2 separate regions of the Homo sapiens genome follow, and region 2 is linked to region 1. A link is a contact called in ENCODE Hi-C data. All regions are on one chromosome and are shown on one strand. Each heading gives the region's core, a stretch centred on a gene start or an enhancer-like site at or near the end of the contact. The rest is flanking DNA. Distances are from core to core; before and after follow the strand shown. Region 1 holds the start of LURAP1L-AS1 (LURAP1L antisense RNA 1). Region 2 has its middle 110 kb from the start of SNORD137.

Region 1 (3,521 bases), core at 74-2,573:
TCTCATAAAGCCCTCCTCCATTATTGTTACCCTTTTATTTATGAATGTCAACTAGTCAGATAAAAGCAGGCCACCTCCTAGTTATACATTTGTATGGTAAAATCCACAATATTCAAGATGTAAATCCCAACCATCCTGCAAGCTGTAATATGAATTAGAAGGAAGAAGGACTTCTTTGCAAGTCCATAGTCACATACATTGAAGGAAGAAAGATTAGACTTGCTTTTTAATGTGATGCTCTAACCCTAGTTTCTCATTAGGAGAAACTAATCATCGTTCTCTCTGATTTGTAGTTGGTGGAAGAGAGTTTAGTTCTGTCAGGGCCTCTTTTCTATCCACATTTATTTTAGAATATATTTTTAAAAGTCTATATAAACTGAAGAGCTGTTTAAAAGCACTTGGAGTATTGTTTTTCCAGCAATTTATTCCAGTTTGTTTGCTTGTTCCTTTTGCATAAGCTCCTTGTGTTCAAATTTGCCCTCTCTCCAAATTCAGGACATCCTCAATTTGATGATCACAGAAGATTTTCTGCCTACCCATCCTTAAAATTTCCAGCAGTGTTTTCAATATCTATACTTATAAATCACTCCTCTGTTTTCTCAGAAGATCCATAAAAATATTATCATCTTTTTGCAGCCTGAGAAGACACTGTACAACATTTCCACTCACTGTTTTTGGTTTGGAATGCTTCAGGTGAAAAGCCTACAATTATGCAAAAGTCAGTGCTGTTCCTTCCACCAAAGCTTTCTTTCACTTTCTCAGTCAGTTCAAAATTTACAACAAAATTTGTTTCTAACTGGGCAACAGAGGATTCCCTTTCACATCAGTCAGCTTTGTCTTCCTCCATTTTTGTTGTTTATATGTGGAACTGAACAATAACTGAAACAGTTCACTCTTTTCCCAGAACGTTATAGAAAAGTAATTTCCCCAAGGACTAAATTACATACATAAAAATACTGTCATCAGCACAGTGGACTGATTGATGTTGTTTTGATAAAGTAGAAAGCTGTATCTGGTGTATTTGAAAGGAGCACATGTGACTCCTGTGAATCATAAGCATAAATTCCGGCCACCAGGCCTGCTCGTGAGATCTGTACAGTTTCTGCTGGTGAGTCATCTGATTGCCAAAGTAATACATGCAGCTTTTCAGTATGATTTCATCAGATTCTAGGTCCAATTGATACTTAGATGCCTGTGATGTCAATTCCTTTTCCATAATCTAATACAGTGAAAACTGTTTCCCTGAATATTTTCAACATGAATGTGCAAAGAGTAATTTAGGCTGATGCAATCGGCTATAAATCACCTGAGCCGAGATTCATTTAGAATGATCTAATGAAAACATGGACTCCCCATATTCACAGCAGAGAAGTTTTTCACATTGAACACAGACCAGAGAAGTGTTTCCACTAATTTATAGTAAGTATTGTGCATGTGTGTCTTTTCAATTTAGAACTTAAGATATTCTTTTCACATGGTAGACCAGGGCATGTTAATGTGCTCCTCCGTGATCTGTAGTGGCCACAGTTACATTGTAAGGGAAGGACACAGGGTAGTGTGCCAGTAAATGTTTAACAAGCAGCTTCCTGGGAAAAATAAACATGCACACACACACATGCATGCATATATACTACAAAATATAATACAAATTGTGCTGATATAGAAGATGTATAACACACACTTGACAGATAATAATAAAATATACAGCACTTTTTATTGTCAATTCCATATAACCAACTGATTTCAGAGAATGTTTTATTTATTCTTGCTGAACTGTTGTATGTATAGCAAACTATGGACGCAGTTCAAACAAAATGTCACAAATACAGTTAATCTCAATTGATAATTCATTCCTCAATAATTGTTATTGTTACACCTGATATGTGATCCACTGTTAAATTATTTTTCACTTAGTGAAAACTATATTAATTAAACTGAAATTTGTTTCAGCCTCAGCATGGGTTATGTTGGAATTTTACTGGTTCATCAATGATGTCAGCAATTTCTTCACTGAATTGAATAACAGTTTTCAAATACATGGAGAATATTTCCTTTTTTTGGCACTATTGGAAATGTAATAACTAGGGACATGCCACAAATTTCAATTTCAATCTGCAGTATTAAAATTTTCTCTATCACTTAAGTCTAGACAACCAATAAAATAAAAATCAAGTTCTGCTTTATAGTGTTTTTAAATTTCTGTAGCATAAATACTCCTACATGGCCAATTTGAATCTGTCTATAGAATGTCCTTAAACATAAACATGGGATTGATAAGAGATACTCGGTACTAGAGCATATACGGTATTTTCACCCTGTGAATAAAATAGATGTTTTAAAAACCTCAAAAAATCATGAAAGTAAAATGTAGTAAAATAATTAGGATGCCATGAATTTTGAGTATTTATTACCTTTGTTTTAAATTATAGGTTTATATAAATACTTAACTAGTAGGTTTATATAAATACTTTAAATTTTAATAATGTCTGTGATTGGCAACTAGTTCACAAAACTCCTGAAAATTTAACAAAAAGCTCACACATCTCAGTAGATATTAGCTTCAGTGTACCATTGAGGAGGTACGGAATGAAGGCTTTACTTAATTGATTGCATTTTGTAATAAGCAGATTAGAGACTTGCATTTTACCCCTTAGGGCTTTTATTTTTCTAGACGTAATTAAAATCTGAAGGTAATCTTATCTTTTCCATTGAATAAAATTTGAGATAGATGTAAAATATTTATACCAAAGTTTTTAGTGTCTTTTCTGGAAAGATTTCAAAAACTGAATATAAATGACTCAGCATTGTTGAGACATGAAATATACTGAAAAAGGGAATAAGCCAGGTATCTAAACTCAGTTGAACATTTATGCTTTTGTATTATAATAATTTTTGATGGCTATATTTCTAAAATAAGAGGCCACTGTTATAAACAGTAGGCTTTATAATGCAGAGTTGTTCAGCAATGCATTTGAAGATTGTTGAGGAGATAGGACTGTAATCTCTATTTTTACATGATTCCTGACATCTTTTCTACTCAAATGCTTTATCTTCTCTTTTAGTAATTTCTTGATACTATAATTAAATCTGTTTGCCGTGGATCTTATGCCCCATATTTCTTCTTCATTCTCCCAATTCTATTTCCTACACGCTATGTGCAGCCCAGTAGTGCTTTAGTAAACTTACTTTGTAAAATTTTTTGTAGGGGAGAACTGACTTGAAAAGAAAAGTGATCTCTGTATTTCTTACAAAGGCAACAGAGAGTGAGTAAAAATAAGTGAGGAAGCAATCTCTGCAACAGAATAAAATGGATGGGCGCTGCTCCTAGAGCAGAGATCTTCAACCTTGAATGTACCTATGGATCAAATCTTGTTAAAATTTAAATTTTGCTCACCAGTTTTATGATTCTGTACTTCTAACAAGTTCCCAGTTGTTACCAATTGTGGTAGGCAGTCTCAAAGATATCTCCCAATAACCACCCTCTTCTGGTATCTACATCCTTACGTAGTTCCCTATCCTGG
Region 2 (3,555 bases), core at 1,043-3,542, 270 kb before region 1:
ACTCCAAATGGTCATATTTTGACTTTCTTCCATGAAGCACAGATGTTCTTAAGGGCATCAAGAATGGTGAATCCTTTCCAGAAGGTTTTCTATTTACTTTTCCCAGATCCATTAGGGAAATCACCATCTGTGTGTGCCTGTAATCCCAGCTTCTTGGGAGGCTGAGGCAGGAGACTCGCTTGAACCTGGGAGGCAGAGGTTGCAGTGAGCCGAGATCGCACCACTGCACTCCAGCCCTGGTGACAGTGCGAGACTCCATCTCAAAAAAAAATAAAAGGAAGAAGAAGAAGAAAGAAATCACTATCTATGGCAACTATAGCCTTACAAATGTATTTTTTTTTTTCAATAAGACTTGAAAGTCAAAATCACCCTTTGATCCATGGGCTACAGAATGATTATTGTGTCAGCAGGCATGAAAACAAACAACATCTCCTTGTACATCTCCATCAGAGCTCTTGGGTGACCAAGTGCCTTGTCACTGAGCAATAATATTTTGAAAAGAAACTTTTTTTTGGAGCAGGTCTCAACAGTGGGCCTAAAATATTCAGTAAACCATGCTATAAACAGATGTGCTGTCATTCAGACTTTGTTGTTTCATTGATGGAGCACAGGCAGAATAGATTTAGTATAATTCATAAGAGCCGTAGGATTCTTGGAATGGTAAATGAGCATTGAGTTCAACTTAAAAGTCACTGGCTGCATTAGCCCCTATGAACAAAATCAGCCTGTCCTTTGAAGCTTTGAAGCCAGGCATTGACTTTTCTCTAGTGAAAGTCCTTGAAGGCCTCTTCTTCTAAGATAAAGCTGTTCCATCTACATTAAAAATCTGTGGTTTAGTGTAGTCACTTTCATCAATGATCTCAGAGCTTCTGGATAATTTGCTGCAGCTTCTACATCAGCACTTCCTGCTTCACCTTGCCCTTTTATGTTATGGAGATGGATTCTTTCCTTAAACCTCACGAACTAACTTCTGCTAGCTTCTAATTTTTCTTCTTACGCTTCCTCATCTGTCTCAGCCTTCACAGAATTGAAGAGTTAGGGTCTTGCTCCGGATTAGGCTTTGGCTTAATGGAATGGTTTGATCTTCTATCCAAAACACTACAACTTTCTCCATATCAGCAATAAAGCTGGTTAGCTCTCTTACCATTCATGTTCACTGGAGTAACAATTTTAATTTCCTTCAAGAACTTTTTCTTTGCATTCACAACTTGGCTAACTGGTGCAAGAGACTAAGCTTTTGGCCTGTCTTAGTTATCAACATGCCTTCCTCACTCAGCCTAATCATTTCTAGCTTTTGATTTTTTAATTTATATTTGTTTTTATTTTAATTTCTTTTTAAAGACAAGGTCTCACTATGTTTCCCAAGCTGGCATGCAGTGGCTGTTCACGGGCGCAATCATAGCACACTGCAGCCTTGGACTCATGGTCTCCAGTGATCCTCCTGCCTCAGCCTTCTGAGTAGCTGGGACTACAGGATGTGCCACCTCTCCTGTCTAGCTTTTTATTTAAAGTGAGAGACACACAACTCTTCTTTTCACTTGAACACTTAGAGGCCATTGTAGGGTTCCTATTTGGCCTAATTTCAATAGTGTTGTCTCAAGGGATGGAACAGCCTGAGAAGAGGGAGCGAGATGGAGAAACAGCTGATCAGTGGAGCAGTCAGAACACATACAACATTTATGGATTAAGTTTGCTGTCTCATATGGGCACAGTTTGTGGTGCCATAAAACAATTACAATTGTGACATCAAAGATCACTGATTACAGAACACCAAAACAAATATTATAATAATTTTTTAAAGTGTGAAATAATGCAAGAATTGTCAAAATGTAACACAGAGACATGCAGTAAGCACATGCTGTTTGAAAATGGCACTAATACAGGGTTGTCACAAAACTTTAATTTGTAAAAAATTCAGTATCTGTAATGTTCAATAAAGTGAAGAAGAATAAAACAAAATATGCCTGTACACTGAACTAAATTATTGCCCTGGGGAATCTTTAAACAAACTGAGATTAGTGAAAGCAAACTGCAGTGTCTCAGAGACAATGCTGACAATTAGTGGCTTAGGTGCTGGCTTTTCTACAAAAGCTCTAATGCTGTCACCAACATATCCTTTTGTAACTCCCACAAGTAATTTTGATACTCTGTCCTGTTTGCACAAACTCACTTTTTAGATTTGCAAGGGATTTAATTCTAGATGTGGCCTGAGGCTTGACAAGCAGCTTCCTGAAAGGCTTTGTAATAGGAACTTTTCAGACAAAATTGGTTCTGGCTCTGTTCAACTTTCTCCTTGGTGAGTAAGTCTACTATTACTCATGCAGTGGTTCGATATACATTGACTTTTCTTAGGGAACTACAAGGATATGTTCTTAAGGAGACAGTGTGCCACAATCCAAAGCAATCCAGTAATAATGTTTTAAAAAAAGGACTTCTTGGGAGACAGCCATAGTGGATTCTGACACTTCTTTCTTAAAAAATACTTTGATGTTCAAAGTTAACCTCAAATATGTTGCATTTTCTTTTTAGAGCAGAAGAGAAATCTTTAGACCTCAAAGTAGTCATTGGCATTTCAGGTATGAAGACCTGCAGTTGTAAAGTGTCTTTTCCCAAAGTGGAAACCTGTCAGAACTCCTTCTTATCTCACGAATATTGCCCGATTTGGAAAATATATTTTCATTTGGCAACTTTTACCAAGGAAGGTTATTTTTGAGACGGCAGGGGAGAAGTCTGTGAGGGGGATTCTTTTCTTCTTCTCTGTGGATAAGATTATGCTTAAAGGAGATACTTGAATATGTTAAACCAGAAAGAAGACAGCCTTGGTTAACCCAATGTTTAATCCAGTTCAACTATCGTTCCATCTTGCACTACTCTGCCAAGATTTCCTCTGTCATATTTGAAGGCCAGCCTGCCCTGGAGAATAACAGCCAATTAACTCTCTTCTAGTTTGCATAGTGTCATACCAGTCATCCTCTCTTACTTGTAGCATTATTTCTGGGTGGCCTCCAACATGTTAGTTTTTTTGCACAAGCTCTGATTTTCTATTCAATCATTATTTACTAAGGGCATAGAATGACTTGATTCTCCCATACACATTATGGAACAGGGTACTCAAAACGCTCATGTGATGGGAACAACAATCTCCATTTTACAGATAAGGAAAATAAAGATAATATATTTAAATAGTTGGTCCAAATTCACACAATATATAAAGGGACAGAGTGATAATCCAAGCCATGCCTTTTGACTTGATAGTCACTCTTGTTTTTACCAGAATTGTAGTTGTAGTTGCATCCCAAGGGAGTGGGGGGAGGTGGTATAAACTGGACTAAATCAGAATTTTAAAGACAGGTCAAATTAAAGGTTTCCTCAACCCCATAGTTAGAGTTTAGAATGCAACTGTTGTGCCGCATGCAGCCTTTAAACAGAAAGGTTGTGCCATGATTCATGCCTATTAAGTGTCAATGATACTGCAGCTATTTTATAGAGCAGCAAAACAAGTTTCAGCAACCCAGATCTTTATCTGCTTCAGCTGAAAAGACTGAATGCTGAAAT

The links. Hi-C counts contacts between places; a loop is a spot of excess contacts on that map. Pooled maps may share reads with other maps.
Region 2: a map of GM12878 shows a loop between it and region 1 (3-fold over the local background). The contact joins the enhancer-like site here to the promoter of LURAP1L-AS1 in region 1. A Hi-C loop is called at or near these places in 1 of 168 maps with a recorded cell type or tissue (GM12878), 2 of 37 single-sample maps with no recorded cell type and 8 of 50 pooled maps.

What each region holds. Positions count from the first base shown.
Region 1 is chr9:12,812,191-12,815,711 of GRCh38, reverse strand. It overlaps LURAP1L-AS1 (LURAP1L antisense RNA 1), which reads left to right and starts at 1,323. Exons shown (of 4, transcript NR_125775.1): 1 at 1,323-1,419. All of the region lies in intron 1 of LURAP1L (leucine rich adaptor protein 1 like), which reads right to left. RefSeq lists an enhancer at 511-1,710.
Region 2 is chr9:13,082,913-13,086,467 of GRCh38, reverse strand. No RefSeq gene overlaps it. Among named protein-coding and RNA genes, the nearest start is that of SNORD137, 110 kb to the right of the region's middle. Within about 2 kb of position 2,292, at least 2 of the 41 ENCODE cell types and tissues checked have a DNase peak (open chromatin) inside an H3K27ac peak, as active enhancers do.